2 separate regions of the Homo sapiens genome follow, and region 1 is linked to region 2. Evidence: chromatin loops called from intact Hi-C (ENCODE). Cell type or tissue: chondrocyte. All regions are shown on one strand. Links, peaks and the distances in the headings refer to the core of each region. The heading gives the core; the rest is flanking DNA.

Region 1 (9,242 bases), core at 820-8,819, 110 kb after region 2:
GAAAATTTCACTACAGAATTTCTTCTCTTGGCAAACTGTGGAAGGTTTACGGCAAGCCTTTGCTTCAAGTGCCTGTTGCTTTGTTAGCTCTGTTTTCCAAAAATATCTGTGTCAGCCTATTATAGAACTTTCCCACCTCCATCCTCCCTGCCCCCTCATGCCTGCCCATAGCACTAGAGATTATCTTTAAGGAAAAAAAAAAAAAAAACTATGAGAGGTTATACCAAACGGAGCATTGATGGTTCAGTAATAGAATTGTCAACTCCCACGCTGGAGACCAGGGTTCAACTCATAGGGTGAATGCATCTCATGTCTGAATCTCCTCTTGCTCCCTTCTTTCTTTCCTCCCTCCCAAGCTTACATACCTTTGTTACCGGCTGGTGTTGTGAAGTCCCAGGTTCTTGGTGTCTTTAACAAAGAATTGGAAGTGACACACACACATGTAGCAAAGCAGCAAGAGACTTATTAAGCACAGTAACACTCTCAGAGAGGGGAGAACGGGCTGACTTCTGCAAAATGAGATCAGCGTCAGTTTGGTGAACTTTGGGCTTTGGGTCTTTTTACATGTTTTTTTTTTTTTCTTTTTTCTCCTCTTCCTGGGGCTGCCTAATCTCTACCCAGCATGTGCCTTCTGATTGATAGGTGGGTTGCTTAGTTACTTGGCCCCTGTGTGCTTCCGCATCACCTCCATCCCATAATTTTAAGTACACCCATGATATGCAGTCCATATGCATTAGCTTTAATGAGCTGATTATCATACGGGGTCATTTTAAGGCTACTTTTTCTCTGTCATATGCATGCCTTTTACTGGTTTGTTCTGGATCCTGCCAGCCATAAACTTTTACTCACTACTCCATCTCACTTTTGTTTTCGCTGCTCAACTTCTGCTTATCTTGCTTCTTGCTCACCCACCTCTTTATCCTGCTTCCGCTCCTACTCAGTTCACCCTTTATCCAACTTCCACTTCCCTCTGCTGTTCTTCTGCCTCACCTTGACTCCTCGTTGCTTGGCCTGTTGCACACCAAATTTACTGCAAATAAAACTCTCTCTGATGATCTTCTACTCCACCTGTGGAGTTCCACAGTATGAGCAGCAGAGTAGCAGGAGCTGGAGCAGAGGTGGTGTTGGGTGAAACTCACACAGTGAAATTTCACTTATGCAAATGCTCAAGCACTTGTGAGAGGTTAGAATTAGCTCTTTCTTTGGAATGAACTATTTCAGTGAGATGTTAAGCTTACACTTAAAGTGTAAGCTCTTTCACCAAATTAATTGATGTGCTCAGGGTGAGTGAAATAAAGGGGTAAACCAGGATTAGTGCTGCAGGGTCAGAGCTAATGACACAAGCTTCTCTCCTCAGGTCTATTCATTTGAGATACATCTCAGGCACTTAAGCACAGCAATGCTACGTTGGTGCCAATTATATACATACACACATATAAATATATAAAAAGCATATAATATAAACATTACATATGTAAATATAAATTGTACCAATAAAATCAACACCAAGCTTGTTTTTAATCATTCACTCAAAATGTATTGAACAGCTACTGTGCAGTGTTGGGACTCCTTAGAAACTTAAGACAAAAATATTGGGCGTGATAGTGTGTGCCTGTAGTCCCAGCTACTCAAGACGCCTAGGCAGGAGGATGGCTTGAATTCAACAGTCCAAGTGCAGCCTGGGCAACATAGTGAGACTCAGTCTTTTTTTTTTTTTTTTTTTTTTTTTCTGAAATGGAGTCTTACTCTGTGGCCCAGGCTGGAGTTCAGTGGCACAAGCTTGCCTCACTGCAACCTCCACCTCCCGGGTTCAAGTGATTCTCCTGCCTCAGCCTCCCAAGTAACTGGGATTACAGGCATGCGCCACCACACTCAGCTAATTTTGCATTTTTAGTAGAGATGGTGTTTCACCATGTTGGCCAGGCTGGTCTCGAACTCCTAACCTCAAGTGATCCACCCACCTTGGCCTCCCAAAGTGCTGGGATTACAGGCGTGAGCCACCGTGCCCAGCCAAGACCCAGTCTTTAAAATAATAACATAAAATAAACCCATAAACCTCAAACAAAAAGCAAACTATGATTTCAATCATTGTGAAGCTCTTGATCTAGTAGATGAGTTATATATATATATACCAAAAATATTACAATTTCAGAGAAGTGCTATAGGGTCTAATATTTAATAACTTATGGCATTTGACTGACGGTAGTCAAAGCTCTTCCCCCATTTTCCAGGGGGTATAAATTAAGGAAAGTTATTTAGTATTTACTAAATTTGGGCTTCTTCATATGCAAGGGGGTTATGATAATAATACCTACCTCGTGAAGACAGTATGAGGACTAAACAAAATTGTGTATGTATAGCTTTGGCCAATACCCATAGACACTGAGCGCTCAACTAGGTGTTAGCTACTAGATTTTAAATTTTAAATTATTTTTATAGTTTTTAAGATAAAATTTACATTCATTGAAATGTTAACTGAATTTTTTGTAATTCCTACCCCTATCAAGACAGACCATTTTTAGCACCCAGAAATTTCTCTTGTGTGCCTTCCCAGTCAATATCCTGTTAGAAGGAACTGCTGTTATGATTTTTTCACCACAGATTAATTTTGCCTTTTCTGGAATTTCAAATAAATGGGATGGTATGCACTCTTTTGTGTCATTTATTTATCTTCACATACTTTAAAATAAAAAGGTCCAATTGGGGATGTAGTAAAAACCTCTTTCCCACCAGTAGCCACCAGTCAAGAGTCTTTCTTTCTCTCTCTCTCTTTTTTTTTTTTTTTTGACAGGATCTTGCTCTGTCATCCAGGCTGAAGTGCAGTGGCATGATCATGGCTCACTGCAGCCTCTCAACCTTCTGGGCTCAAGCAATCCTCCCACCTCAGCCTCCCACACAGCTGGGACTACAGGTGTTTGGGACTACCAGCTAATTTTGCTTGTATTTTGTGTAGAGACAGGGTCTCACCAAGTTGCCCAGGCTAGTCTCAAACTCCTGAGCTCAAATGATCTGTCAGCCTTGGCCTCCCAAAGTGCTTGGATTACAGGCATGAGCCACTGTGCCTGGCTCGCTCTTCCTCTCTTGAAGCAACCAATGTTATTCGTTTTATGTGGACCATCCCAGGGCTATCATTATTAATTCAGGTGTTTATACAAGGCTCTCTGAGAACTCAGTTTTAAAGATTACCCAAAGAGTCCCTGCAACAATCCAGCCTAAAACGATATAAAATCAGTTTTAATATAACTGAAGTTTTTAGATTCTGCCTCCAAATATCAGATTGTGACATTTTACCTTTCTCTGACTTTATGCCAAATTTACTTCAACTTCTAGCATCTATCGTTCTCATTTAGGAACAAATATGTATTTCACAAATGTGGAAATACAACCATGAGCCAAACAAAACCAAATCCTGGACTTACGGAGCTGATGGTAGATTCCCCAACATAACCACTTGATTACAGTTTTATGCAATGTGATGGGAGTAAGGGACCACCGTAGGGAGGTCAGAAGTTGCCTCTCAGAGGTGGAGACTACAGCTGTCGTCAGAAGGATGAGGGTTGGAAGAATCTTCAGGCACAGAGCAAAGCATGAGCAAAAGCTCTGTGGAGTCCAGGAAGCTGAGTAAATAGGGAATAAAAGAGGCCAGTTTGGCTGAAGCAGAGAGAGCAGGATGGAATTGGTCTGACCTGTAAGAAGACATGGAGAGGTGGGCAAAGCGCCTGGCCATTCAGGGCTTGGTTAGTTAGGAGGTTTTGTCTAAGAGAACGGGAAGGTGTTTAAGTGGTTTGGGCTGGGAAGTGACAGGGTCACATTACATTTTGAAAAAGCCACTCTGCCTGTTGTGTTGAGATTAGAGAGGCGATAAAGGGGATATGGGTAAACCACAAGGAGACTAGGTCAGTAGTCCCTCCACCCCCACTCCCCAGGTGAAGGTAGCCTAGACTAGGGTGGTGATGGAGGAGGTAGAAGAGGACAGATTCAAGGAAAATTTGGAAGGTAAAAACCAGTAGGATTTGCTGATGGACGGAATATAGGAGGGGAAAGGTAGATTATCAGGGATGTATCTTAGTTTTCTTATAGAAGATGTATTTAGTTGCAATGCAATTGTTAATTGAAATTGACTTTAAATAATGGCACGACTTAAAATTATGCAAACATTTGCCTTAGATAAAATTTCAAGTTTTCAAAGTTTTTAGCTGGGTAGATGGCATGGCTTTACTTCATATTTCTTGGTATTTCCTAATCTTGTTAAAAAAAAAGTTTTTCTTTTTCTCAAAGGCTTATTTCAGTGGAAGCCCATCTGCGAAATCTGTTATAAATTTAAATTAGAAAATAAATACAAGTGCCATTGACACGTTGGTTATTGTTTTTGCGAGTGACCTAAGGCCACCTCTCGCGGGAGCTGGGGGCTGCCTTCCGACTCCTGTGCGTCTGCGCCGCGGGCCGAGCCCGGAAGTCAGACTATGGGGCGGTGCGGCAGCGCGAAGCCTGCAGTCCTAAACGCGGGGTAGCTCCGGGCTTCCGAGGGGGTGTGTCTCCCGCCTCTTTAACCTGGCAGGGGCGGTTCAAGTGGCCGGGGAAATCAGCGAATTGCAGGGTCAAGGGCTGGTGCTTTGAAAGAGAGGCGGAGGGGAGAGAGGGATTTTCCCGTCCCCGCTGCGCTCTGTCCTCCATTACTCCTTTTCTCGGCCCGCGGCCCGAACCCGCTGTGCGGTAGAGGCAGCCGGGTCCCTTTAAGGCCCAGCTGCGCCTGTGCCTTGGGCTCTCCTGACACGGCCCATCCGGACCCTGAGGAGCCAGCGGGCCGCAAGCAAGTTGCTGGGCGGCGGTGGAGATAGCGGCGGTGCTGGGAGGGGTAGGTGAGGGTCGCGAGGCTGCCTGAGCTTCTGAGTGAGCCTGGTGATTTTGGGAACGCGGGACGGGCGACCTGCGGCGCCAGGAGCGGGGCCGAGGTACGGCGGCACGGCTGCAGCCTGGATGGGAAGTTCAAGTTTACTGCGAAGTCCACCCAGCGTTCCGGAGGTGAGGGCGCCGCGCCAGGCCGGGCGGGAGGTGAGTCTGGGACCTGCGGGCTCACAGCTGGGCTGAGGCGCGGCGGGCTGGGCCGCCGCAAGTTTTGTTAGGCGAGCGGGGCGGTTGCGCCGGGCACTGCCGGGCTCCGCAGGGCTCCGCCGGGGCCTAAGTTCCCTGCGCTTGATTCCTCGCCTGCCGCTGCAGCCCGCAGCCCTCCTCTCGTGGGCGCTGGGGAAGAAACTCCCTGGCAGGTGTTCTGTGGCATCCCAGGGGGTGGAGGGACGGAGCAGCTTCGGGGGCACGTCTTCGGAAGTCCTGTGGAGCACACTGACTTCGCACCCCACCCTCGAGGCCGTTCTTTCTGGGAACTTGAGGGGCAAGAGCGCTCGCGCCCCTGACTTGCAAAGTTGGGGTCTTTATTGGCCTCCGGGATTCTGCTCCTGGCGGTGTCTCCAGGCTGGTGATGGGCAAGCCAGGTGTGCCAGGTCCAGGATGCATGTGAGGAGCGTTTGTAGCGATCACTGAATCATCTCATGACTAGCGGGGCAAGCCTCCAATTAACCACAGGATTTCTGGTAGGTTGGACTGTGGTGTTGGTGTTTGCAGTCCAAAGAGTTGCTGTGATTTTTCTGTGCCTGTCTGTCTTTCTTTGAGGCTTCTTAGATCATCTCATTTGGCGTCCTTTCACCCAAGAGTTAACCAAGCGAGGAATGGTTTCCTCGCTTTCCTCCTACCTTTTGCTGGTGGAGCTGCTTTCGAAAAGAAGCACTTTAAGAGGCCGACGCGGGCGGATCATGAGGTCAGGAGATTGAGACCATCCTGGCTAACACAGTGAAACCCCGTCTCTACTGAAAATACAAAAAATTAGCCGGGCATGGTGGCAGGTGCCTGTAGTCCCAGCTACTCGGGAGGCTGAGGCAGGAGACTCGCTTGAACCTGGGAGGCGGAGGTTGCAGTGAGCGGAGATATCTTGTCACTGCACTCCAGCCTGGGTGACAGAGCGAGACTCCCTCTAAAAAAAAAAAAAAAAGCCTTTTCTTGCAGTGGTATCTTTTCTTTGAGTTACAGTGTTGTTCATCCTTTCTTTGCCGAAAGAATGAATACCAGTGCTTCACGAAGTTAAGGAAAACTGATGTGCTGGTGGTTTTTAATCTTTGTTCTGAGCTGTTATGCATTAATAGCTTTCTTTTTGTTTTTAAATTTAATTAGTAAAATTTCACCAGTGAACCAAAAGCTCTTTTTTTTTTCTATTCTAAAATGCTAGCTTTAAGATTTCTGAGAACTTTGTGTCAAAGAAATCTTCGAAAAGTTACTGAAGTATACAGAAGAAGTTCACAATTTTAAACGTGCAGGTGATCTGGGCGTGGTAGATCACACCTGTAATTCCAGCATTTCGGGAGGCCAAGGTGGGCGGATCACTTGAGCCCAGGAGTTCCAGACCAGCCTGGGCAACGTGGCAAAATGCCATCTCTACTAAAAATACAAAAATTAGCTGTGTGTGGTCAACAGAGCCTGGGAGGTTGAGATTGCAGTGAGCAGTGATCGTGCCAGTGCACTCTGGCCTGGATGGCAGAGTGCAACCCTGCCTCAAAAAAAAAAAAAAAAGTACAGGTCATGTGTTTTTACTAAATGAACCACCACAGATTAAGAAATAGAACATTACTATATTGGGGTATATATGTAGAAGTGGCATTGTTGGTTTTAGAGCTATATGAATGATAAAACTTTAGTATTACATATGGCTGAACATTTTCCCAAAGTGTTTTATCAGTTAGCAGGGAATATTCCAGTTACCCCACATCCTTGCTGATGCTTGTCAGTTAAAAATTATTTTGTTATTCTCGTAGAGGTGCAGTAATATATCAATGCGGTTTCAACTTCCATTTTCCTGGTATTGAGATTGAGTATCTTTTATTGCCATTTATATGTCCTCTTTTATGAAGTGCCTGTTAAATCTTTTTTTTTTTTTTAATTTTAAATCTTTAATTTCCGTTTTCACGTATTTTCTTCTTGCTTCCAAAAGGAAAGGAGTGCGTAGCTCTGTTGCCTGTACATCGTCCACAGCCCCTGGGTCGGGGCGGGGTCCCCTGGGCCGCCCGGGGGGGTCCACATGCAGCCCCTGGGTGGGGGCCGGCGCGGGGTGAGGTCCGGGGGCCGCCTTATTGCTGAGGTCCGGCTGGTTGGGGCCGCCGCTAGGCGCGCTGGCTGGGCAGCTCCTGGGAGATGAAGCGACGCAGGCGCTCCAGGTACTGGCTGTAGAGCTCGATGTCGTTGTGCCCGGCGCCCTCCACCCACAGCGGCTCCACCGCCTTGGGGCAGCGCTCGTAGAGCGCCAGCCCGTGCGAGAAGTCGATCACCTCGTCCTCCCTGCCGTGGATGATGAGCACGGGAGACGTGATCTTGGACACCTTCTCGATGTTAGGGAAGGCGTCGAAGCAGTAGGTCTTCTTGGTGTCGCGGAAGGCGACGCGCATGCCCGAGGTGAGCGGCGAGTGCAGCACCACCGCGGCACACTCGTAGCGCGAGGCCAGGTCCATGGTGGGCACCGTGCCGATGCTCTGCCCGTACAGGATGATGCTGTCCGGGCTGATGCCGTACCTGGCGGCGCCGGAGCAGGGTCAGCCGCGGCCTCCAACGCGCGCGCACCCTTCCCACCAGCGGGCGTCCCCGGGCCCAGCTCCGGATGCGACCCTCCAGTCTCCCCACTCAGCCAAGTCAGTGGGTCAGGCTCAGGCTCCACACCAGTCCCGAGGGCCACCCCCAGCCCCCAACACCGTGGCGGTGGGCGAAGCCAGCGGCCCCGCCCCGTTCCCTGCGCTGCCGTTCACTGGCGTTTCCTAGCTAGGATCTGCAGGGATCCTGCCTACGGAGTGCCCCTGGGGCGGGGGTAAGGGAGGCCCTGGCGCCTCTCCTCCTCCTGGTCACCCCTAGGTGCACACTGGGAACTGTGTGGCCCCCACATCCTGAATGCTTCATACCTTCCTGCCCGGGTTAGAAAGCCGTTCCTGGTGCACTGGCCAGGACAGCGGACACTCTTCCTCCCTGCAGCCCTTGCCCACCCCCTTGGCCATGAGGAATTCAGGCAGCTGTGTCCCCAAATGTCTCCACCCAATTTTGGACTCTCGGAGTCCCCACGCCCAGTGAGATGCCAGTGCAACCCAGGTCAGCATCGAGGGTGGTGGCTGCGGAGGTGGCACCCCCTCCCACCAGCACCTTCCCTTGGGAGTGGACAAGTCCTCGGCCACCTCAGCACCACCAGCTCCCACCCAGGGGCACCCTCACCCCCAGGTCATTGGTGTGCGGCCCCTGACCCAGCTGATCCAGCACCAGTTACAAGGCCTCCTCGTGCCCAGTCCCAAGCACGCGGGACCCACCTGCCACCCTGCCCATGCCGGGACCCCACAACTCTCCTCCCACACGCTCTAGGCTCTGATCCCAGGCAGACGCCCTCTTGCAAGGCAGGAGCATGGGCAGGTGTGCGTCCCCTCTGCCTGGCATTCGGACTCCACCAGCAGGGCTGTCCCCGTCCCTGGCCTGGAATCCCAGCCTCCTGGCAGCACTCCACAGCTCGCCACTCACCCATGCCCCAAAGGATGCTGCCTGGCTGGTGCCTGTGGCCCCAGCTCTGCCTCGGCCTCCCCGGCCTGCTCCCTGGCAGCCATGGTCAGTAGTGTGCTGAGCCAGCCCAGCCCTGCCACCTGCTACAGGCAGGAGCCCCCAGCTGCCACCTGGATGTCACCACTCAAACGAACGGGACACATCCCCAGTGGAGGCCCTGGGCACGCTCTGGCCTCCCCCTCATGGCTCTGGGCCTAGGTTCCTGCAGGACAAAGGGGCAGCAGGACAGATGGCCGAGCAGACAGAGCTCAGAGCTGGCCATGGCAGGTGTGACTCTGCCAGTGGCCCAGGCAGTAGAGACAGGAGGGGCCGAGGAAGCCGCATGAAGTGGTGATTGGTGTCAGCGTCCCACAACTGCCGGGAGGCCCCTGGAGCCAGGGTGGTGCCAGGGGACCAGCTCCCAGGCCCACAGCAGGGACTGCCTGCATATCACCAAGGCAACGACGACCCCACCTCCCTAGGGCCTCTGACTTCTCAGAGCTGTGCCTGGTCCCTGCGGGAGCAGGTCAGACCAGTGGGCTGGGCAGGGCCAGGACGAGACAGGCCCAGTGGATGGCGAGCAGGAAAAGCCACCAGAGGCCCAGCCGGGTCTCCTCGTCCAAAGCAGCACT
Region 2 (9,242 bases), core at 936-8,935:
TTTTCCACCTCATGCCCCCTCTTCTTCTAGACAGAAGAGGTGGGCACGTGAGAATTGTAAGGCTGGAATTTGAGGGATAAGTTTAGTTGAGAGACTTTCTTTTCTTTCCCTTTCTTTCTTTTCTTTTCTTTTTTTTTTTTTTTTTTTTCGTAGACACAATGTTTCACCATATTGCCCAGGCTAGACTCAAACTCCTAAGTTCAAGTGATCCACGCACTCTGGCCCTCTGGCCTCTCAAATTCAGAGATTTTCTATAAATTAGACATTACACTCAGAAACACACTGATGCAAGGCCAGCATCTGGGCCCGTGTATTGCAATATCAGGGTTTTCTACAGCATTTATCTACTCTTTAATACAAAAGTATAAAAGGTTATGAAAGGTTTTTGGAACTCTTACCTCATGTTCAAACTGATTATAATTAAATTTGTGTATAAGGTTTTACTAAAATTAGCTTTAACATTTTAATACACCACACAAAGGTAAAATTTGGTTTTCTCTTTTGATCAAAATGTTTGTGCAGTATTAATAATACATAAAATATTTTTGTTTACTTTCAAAGTAAACTGCAAGGCAAAACAATGAAAGGGAGAGACGGATAGAGTTGGCCTCATGTCTTCATTAGTTCTTACTGTTTAGAAAACTCAGCCTCCTTTGTATCAAAGGGTGAACATTTTTGTTTTATCATTTTGGCTGAATGACTGACTATTCTAAGGTGATCTGTGATCCTATTTTGTGATGTCAAGTGTCTCAAAACTTTGATATCTGGCAAAATTTCTAAGAGTAAAATTTCTAAATTCAGCCTTTTGGGCCTCAAATTAACTTTTTGGATATTAGGTTCTTGAAGTCCAAGAGAGATATATTAGGCTTCTTAGGCTTATTTGTTATGTAGAATTATGCAAGAAGCATTGTCATATCTGAGGTGGTGTTTCACTTCCTTTGGGTTCTATTGACACAGATGTGTTGTTAATGTGTGTTCCAGGATTGTATGAGATTCCTAGAGTTCTGCTATGCTGTCAGTAATAATTATGATTATTATGTTAAATTGTTGTGTGCCACAGAAGCAACAGAATTCCCTTGTCAATTGTATCTATAACCATGGTTGTCTTAAGGCTTTTGTCATCCACAATTGTTGTTTTGCTTTGATTCTTCTTAAAAAGTGACTTATAATCAGTTACATTCCAGGCGTTGCTTCTTTGGGGAAGTCCATGAAAAGGACTCTTGGATGCAGGTTTCTGATAACTTTGGAGATTGTGCCATTGAACTTAAGAGAAAATTTCCAGGGCACTAATAGAAAGACTGATGTGTTCATAGAGATTGCTAGCTGAATATGACAGAGCACGAGTTGATTGCATGGATCAAACTAATGGAGGACTGAAATAAGTTTTTATGGCCTTTGTTTGTTTCAAACATTGTTGATTCTTCAGAGTCTGGAGAACTTGTTTCCTTTTGAGCTATTTATAGCCTGCAACAATTGAGTAGAATAGTCTTCTAAACAGAATTTGAGGCATATTTTTCTCTGTCTGCCGAATTTCCACAGAATTTGTAAACTGAATATTCTTAACTCATGACAATGTGTTTGTTTGCATAAGTTCAATAAGATTCTGTTTTCTTTTATAACAGGACACAGGTGGAGGAATTGGTAATTTTCCCAGGGCTTTGCCTGAAATGGCGTTGTGAAATATTCCAGCAAAGCCTATTTAGGAGAGCCTGTATGAACAAGGATTCTTGCTGCACTTTGTGTGGGTAATCAGGCCAAGTATATTGGACTGAAGCTTCTTTAGGTTGGTCCTGCTGTGTTTTGTCTTTAGTGGAAATGGGGAACTGGACAGAGGAAGATTGTGTTTCAGGAGAAACTACAGTATTAGATGAATGTTTGATTCCTGGGTGGCCATGCAGTCACCCATGGTGTGAAGCTGCTCAGGATGCCCCTCCTCCACATGATGCAGCCAGAAAGATGGATGATCAGATTCCCCATGATTGAGGAACTGACAAATAGAAAGTGGGGACTGAAATCAACCCAAGAGTCCCACAGACAGTGTTTTTGGATAGACATAGAAATGGACCCTTCTGGTCTTAAAGCTTGAAACTTAGGACATTTGTTTTATCTGAGTTCCTTCCTCAGCAAAGGCCTCTCAGGCCTCTCAAAAAGCGTCATAGACCTGAAACTCAGCAGATGACAGCCTCCAGACAATGAGATGCCAGACCCCTCACTCATCATGAGTGCTTCCTCACCCTTCCCTAGTTCCTCTTTTCCCACCCACAGTTACAGTTCTTCCCTGCTACATAAACCCCTCACTTTAGTTGATCAGGGAGATTGATTTAAGACTGATCTCCCATCTCCTCAGCTGCAACACCCAATTAAAGCCTTCTTCCTCAGCAATACTCAATGTCTTAATGATTGGCTTTCTGTGAGCTGAGCAGCAGGGCCTAGACCGAATTCCTGGGCTTTCAGTAACAATACGTGTTTACTTTTAAAGACTGAAATTAATGGGTCATGATATATTGAGAAACTGGAATGGCATCAACTTGGCCAATTCTGAGAAAACACACTGTGCTTAAATGTCAGGGGCCTGCCTCCTGACCTGGACAGTATATGGCTGATTTTGAGTCAAAATAGGAGAGTATGGCCTGGTTTGAGTGTTTTACAGAAATGTAAAACATGGCTGATTGCTTTTATTTTAAATCCAACAAATCTCCATTTCTGGTGAGAAAATTTTGTTAAAACCAACCAACCAAACAAACATAGAAGTATATGAATAAAAAAATAAAGGATTCCCTGCTTCCCAATCTCACTTGATTGCTGTCTTCTGTTATATACTACAGGGAGGAAGGGGGCAAGGTGCCCAGGAAGTCCCACGTCCTGTTTTGACAATCATCTGGCCTCCTTGGGCAAATGGAAAAGAGGGAAAGCATAAAGAAAATAACAGAAATTTTGCAGATATTTCATCTCCGGGCTGGGTGCGGTGGCTCACGCCTGTAATCCCAGCACTTCCGGAGGCCAAGGCGGGCGAATCACTTGAGGTCAAGAGTTTGAGACCAGCCTGGCCAACATGGCAAAACCTCATCTCTACCAAATATACAAAAATTAGCCGGACATGGTGGCCCATGCTTGTAATCCCAGCCACTGGGGATTACAATCACTTGAACCCGACAGATGGAGGTTGCAGTGAGGGGAGATCACCCACTGCCACTGCATTGCACTCCAGTCTGAGCAACAGAAGGAGACTCTGTCTCAATGAAAAGAGAGGAAGGGAAGGGAAGGGAGGGGAGGGGAGGGGAGGGAAGGGAAGGGAAGTTAATCTCGGCACAGGAAACTCTGCCACCGAAGCTTGAATGAAAGAAAGAAAGAGAGAGAGAGAAAGGAAAGAAGGAATGAAGGAAGGAAGGAAGGAAGGAAGGAAGGGAGGGAGGGAGGGAGGGAGGGAGGGAGGGAGGGAGGAAGGGAGGGAGGGAGGGGAAGGGAAGGAAGGAATTTCACCTCGGCACAGGAAACTCTATGACCGAGGCTTCAAGGGCTCTTCTCTGGCCCTAAACCCACAGTGGATTTTGCCTCTTTTTCCGGGGTGCAAATGAAATGACAGAAGTCGATCAACGGAGAGGGCAGAGAGAAAGCAAGAAGGATGGCTCCTTCCTGCAGGTCCACCTACCTTAAGTGTTGCTTGTGGAATCTAAAGAAATGCCTTAACATGGGTGGGTGGGAACTAATTCAGACACCTTTAACAACTTTATGTTGCATGGTTCCATGGTGTAATGGTAAGCACTCTGGACTCTGAATCCAGCGATCCGAGTTCGAGTCTCGGTGGAACCTTTGTGTTTCATTGGCATGGTAAGGCCGTGTTTTACTTCCTAAATGGAATGGAGATTCCGCTGATGTTCAGAAGCTCTGCGCTGCAGGTCTCGGTGTCCCTTCTGCTCCCGCTGTCTCAGCCTCGCGATGTCACCCTCTTCGTCTCCCTCTTCGGTGTTCGGGGTCCCAGAAACCGAGTTATCACAGTGGCCCGGACCACGGGGAAATTGCTGAATCATCCTGTTGGGATCACCGAGCCTGCAGGGTCCCCTTCCTGGGCGAGCCTCCTAGCCCCGTGCAATCGGAGGCCCGGACCCCCCCCGCCAGGGACCCAGCGACCCAGGAAGTCCCCACCCCTTCTCAGGGCGACCTGGGCCTCGGACATTCGGGCAACACTTGACTCATGGTCTTGTGGTATATCTACAGAGAGAAGAATGTATATTTTAGCTAGACTGTCCCCCCACAGGCCCTACAAAAGGAAAAAGAAGGAAAAATAATAAAGAAGGATATATATACCTGAAAAAATTATAAAATAATAAAAATATATATTGTATATATTTAAAATATATAAAAATTATATATTAAATATAATTATACATTTTAAAAATATATTAAAAATATATAAAAGCATATATAAAAGCATCCATTTCAAGTTTGATGACGTGTTTATTACTTTAAAAGGTCCTCCTGTGCCCTTGCAGTCAGTCCCGCCCTCCCCCTACCCCAGCAATCAATGATGTATTTTCTATCACTATACAGGTTAGTTTTACCTGTTCTAGAAATTCACCTTGATGGCGCCACACAGGATGCACTCTTTTCATCACTCGGCATAATGTTTTTGAGATGATCCATTTTATCTCATGTTTCCGTAATGTGTCCCATTTTATTGCTGGGTAGTTCGGGTAGTTGGGGTAGATCGCAGCACATTCTGCCGACAGGTGAGACTGCGATTCCGACCTACGGGCCTTGGTTAATATAAGCAAGGGCACCTGGGCGCGGGGAGAGCCGTTCCCCTACAGAAAGCAAGCGTGTTGTGTCTACAACGGAACGGGGACACTGCTCTCATCCCAAAGAACAGCACCCGTCTGCGTAGAGTTTCTACCTGGCTCTAGGAGGTGAGAACACATTCCCTGCTAGCACAGAAATCCTACAAACTACTGCGGGGGCTGCGGTTAGAAGCAGAGGCTGTGTGAAGGGTGACTCTGGAGGCTACGAAAAAACACGAAGGTTTTCACAGAGAACCCAAGAGACTGGAGACCATGAAGCAAAGTCTGCAAAAAGCAGCCCCACATAGAAAGGTTGGGGAAGAGCCCTGCGGCCACTTAGTTTGTGTTAAATAAGCTCACGACAGCGGCGGAGAGGACCGTAACGCGATACTTTCTGTTTCTCACGCTTGAGACAGTAAGGACGACACTTAACATGCCGTCAAAGCTACAAACCCATAGAAACTAAGAGTAGCCCTTCGCGTAGAGCTCACGTTTTGCACTGCAGTATCTCAGCGGAATTCACTAACGCAGCCCCCCCCACTACCACAAATTATGCAGTGGAATTTCCTACATTTAGGAAAATCGCAAGAATCAGTACACACAATAGAAAAAACCTCACTCTGGAAAAACGATCTTCACAATACTATCTTCCCTCCCAGGTAACTACGGATTTGCACACCTCCGCCCCGCCACAGCTCCATACGCCTCAACCTTTACACGCACGGTCACTTGCCCCGCGCGTCCCCGAGCCCTCCTAGCCCTGACACACAGCTGGGACTCTGAGGTCCGACCAGCTGTCCTGGACTCGCTCCCACAGCACGGAACTCCTTCGTGGCGAAGCAGCAGGTGGAGAAGCAGCGGCCCCTGCGCTGCCTCATCTACATAGAAGTCGCCCTATCCGTGATGTCACCGACAGCGCCTTTCCCGTCTCCGTCAACTTTCCCGCCCCATCTTCCGCCACTCAGCCGACTAACATGCTACCAGAGCCTGTCCACCCTTCTTCAAATAATGGTTTGTAATGCGCAGACTAAAACATGTTGGATTACACAAGAAACCGGTTCTCTTCCCATCGTTATTCTTCTGATGTAGCATTCTACTTGAAATTGGAAGCCGTTCAGTATCAGAGAGAAACCATATCTATGAAACTAGAGATGCTGCTCAGATGACTGCAAACCAGCCATCCTTACTTGTTTTACCACTAGTAGTGTTATAAGGACAGTGGTCCAATTTCATGAATCTTGTAGGGTTTTTTCAAATACAGCAATGTACAAATATGCTGTCCCAGCAGAGCACGCTGGACACGCAGGCATGGTGCTGGAGTTTGTCATCTCTTCCACCTTCTCTAGACCTTAGCACTTAACCTCATGTTAGCACTTTATATTCTGCAAAGAGAGAAACAAGGTGGTCCAAATTTGGAGAAAAAAAAATTGGGGGGAAATTTTGAGGTGCTCAACTGATTACTTTTAATCTGTAGAATACAACCCCAAACTCTGACAATACTCCACAGACTCCAAATCTATCAGGCGAGTTTTTCCTGTCCTTTGCTTTCATATAAATCAAATCATAAAGTGTGTAGTGGGTTTTGTGGGAATATAACTGCCCAATGGGTTCACGTTGCCTGCTGCCTAGACAGAACCAATTTATCAAGACAGGGGAATTGCAATAAAGAAAGTTATTTACCCAGAGCCAGCTGTGTGGGAGATCAGAGTTTTATTATTACTCAAATCAGTCTTCCTGAGCATTCTAGGACCAGAGTTTTTAAGGATAATTTGGTGGTTGGGGGCCAGTGAGTTGGGAGTTCTGATTGGTCAGGTCAGAGATGAACTTACAGGGAGTTAAAGCATGCTCTTGAGCTGGGTCAGTTCCTGGGTGGGGGCCACAAGATCAGATGAGCTGGTTTATCCATCTGGGTGGTGCTAGCTGATGCATCGAGTGCAGGACTACAAAATACCTCACGCACTGATCTTAGGTTTTACAATGCTGATGTGATCCCCAGGAACAATTTGGGGAGGTTTAGAATCTTATAAGCTGGAGGCTGCATGACTTCTAAACCATCATTTCTAATCTTGTGACTAATTTGTTAGTCCTGCAAAGGCAGTCTAGTCCCCAGGCAGGAAGGGGGTTTGTTTTGGGAAAGAGCTGTTATCATCTTTGTTTCACAGCTAAACCATAAACTAAGTTCCTCTCAAAGTTATTTTGGCCTGTGCCCAGGAATGAACAAGGACAGCTTGGACGCTGGAAAAAAGATGGAAGCAGTTAGGTCAAACCTCTTTTGCTGTGATAATTGTCCCAGTTATAATTTTTGCAAAGTCGGTCTCAGGAGCAGAGGCATAGGTTTGACTTCTTTCACTCAGTCTTACATCTATGAATTTTTCATGTTATTCATGTGGTTATTTGTTTCTGTGCGTATTCCTTTGTATGAATATAGGCCAACTTATTTATTTATTCTACTGTTGCTGAACATGTTGACCTAAAAGAAAGACCCTGAAGCACAAAATATAATTTAGAGTTTACTTGAGCCAAAGTGAAGGCAGCTGCCGGGAAGACTCACACCCCAAGAACCTTGGATCTGAGCTCCCTTTGGCCTTTGTCACAAACAGGTTTTTAAAGGTCAAAAAGGGGGACACACAATGAGCTGATGGAAAGGTGGCTGTCAGGAATTCTCATTGGTTTTCAGAAATAGTGTTGATGAGAGCTTGGCTATCCGTTGTAATAGGGTGTGGGATACAGTGTTTGGTGTGGCATTATTAGATTAATTTACAGCTAACTGGGGTGATAGCAAACAGTTTCAACAGTTGAATACATAGCTCAAAAGGAAGGAAGCAGAAAGTGGTTGCTGTCTTGATTTAATGTGTCTCTGATCATGTGAAGTGGCTCACATTCCTCAGATAAGAATTCTTTAAAAAATCTTTCTTCTTGAAAGCACTGATGATCAAAAGCTCAGCCAAGGTGTCCCTCTTTGCCAGGAAGGCTCATTCCCAGATAGTCTTTCCCACGCTGAGGGCAGGGGAGGAAAGGAGCTGCCTCACTGAGGAATTTTTAAGAGCACCCAAAAGCCCAATTGAAAGGGTGACACCGAGTAGAAAAAAAAGAAAAAGAGAAGAAAAGAAAAAAAAGAGGAGAGAGAGACCTTAGTTAAGTCTGCAGCTATCACTTGTTGAATCATTTCTAGTCTTCAGATACCATAAAATCAGTTTTCTCAGAAGTAAAGCAGTAAATATATAGCATTAATTATTTGAATAGTACACATATAATTCACACAAGAATGAGAATCACAAAGAGAATCTGTATGCCAGAACAGTAAGGGAACCTATTCCATTAGGGAGCCAACGAAAAACATCAGGGAAAACATCACATCCCAGTTCTTCTTTCATGATTTCTTGTAGCCAAATGACTTCTAATTTTTTCTAGATGAGGTTCTACTTCATGGGAAGTATTTATTTATGTATATGCAACCAGAGGTTGTAAACACCACACATCCACCTCCCTGCTCAGCTAAATCTATCATCTAAAGCGGGCTGCGGAGGCTGCTGCTGCTGGGGCTCTCCCCTTGGTGTTCTGGGCTGCATTGTACTAAGTGGAGAAGGTGGTTGTGGGCAAGCGTTGTGCAGAGATCACAACCAGGTGGGCAGGGGGCTGCTCTCTCCACACTATCAGTTGACAATGTACAATTCCTTCTATGAACTCTTGTAAGTGCTGCTGTATGTACCCATTGTTTTTGTTTTGTTTTGTTTTGTTTTTGTATTTTGAGACAGACTCTCTGTCTCCCAGGCTGGAGTACAGTGCCACGATCTTGGTTCACTGCAACCTCTGCCTCCTGGGTTCAAGCAATTCTCCTGCCACAGCTTCTCAAGTTGCTAGGACTACAGGCACATGACACTGCACCCAGCTAATTTTGTATTTTTAGTAGAGATGGGGTTTCACCATGTTGGCCAGACTTGTCTCAAACTCCTGACCTCAGGTGATCCACCCACCTCGACTGCCCAAAGTGCTGGGATTACAGATGTGAGCCACTGAGCCTAGGTTCTACCCATTTTTAAATAAGGCTAATAGTGTCTTTGAAAATATTTGTCATCTAAAGTGATGCAATTATCTAGTACAACCTTAGCCAGTGAATGAATAGCTTTTTTTTGAGCTGTGAAAGAGGCTACAGTTTTATCAGCAATATTTCTTTCTTTCTTTTGTCTTTCTTTCTTTCTTTCTTTTTTTTTTTTTTAAGACATGGTCTTGCTATGTTGCCCAGGCTAGATTTCAGTGGTGCAGTCTCAGCTCAATGCAGCCTCAACCTCCTTCTCTCAAGCAATCCTCCCACCTCAGCCTCCCAAGTAGCTGGGACTACAGACATGCACCACTATGCCTGGCTAATTTTGGTTTGTGTTTGTTTGTTTTGTTTGTTTGTTTAGAGACAGGGTCTCACTATCTTGCTCAGGATGGTCCCAAATTCCTACGCTCAAACAATCCTCCCAC

Evidence for each region. A loop is a pair of places that touch in the nucleus more often than their neighbours do. Peaks named below come from ENCODE experiments on the same cell type or tissue, not always from the same donor. Only the 100,000 strongest peaks of a DNase experiment are listed, where the experiment ranks them.
Region 1: a loop joins it to region 2, with 3 times the contacts of the local background. A loop is called at or near these places in 2 of 110 quality-filtered maps.

Annotation. Positions count from the first base shown.
Region 1 is chr1:148,147,530-148,156,771 of GRCh38, reverse strand. NBPF11 (NBPF member 11) reads left to right here and starts at 4,491. Exons shown (of 24, transcript NM_001385469.3): 1 at 4,491-5,022. LOC105371227 (a long non-coding RNA gene) reads right to left here and starts at 1,107. Exons shown (of 2, transcript XR_922068.4): 1 at 366-1,107. It also overlaps the pseudogene ABHD17AP1. RefSeq lists enhancers at 4,571-4,680, 4,701-4,900. In chondrocyte, for the core only: a CTCF peak has its summit at 4,661; DNase peaks (open chromatin) are centred at 4,481 and 7,499.
Region 2 is chr1:148,259,676-148,268,917 of GRCh38, reverse strand. TRQ-CTG4-1 (tRNA-Gln (anticodon CTG) 4-1) reads left to right here and starts at 3,739; the gene lies at 3,739-3,810. It also overlaps the pseudogene RNVU1-22. RefSeq lists silencers at 3,715-3,794, 3,962-4,147 and enhancers at 3,445-4,104, 3,909-4,204, 4,767-5,426. In chondrocyte, for the core only: no CTCF peak of the experiment used is centred there; a DNase peak (open chromatin) is centred at 5,589.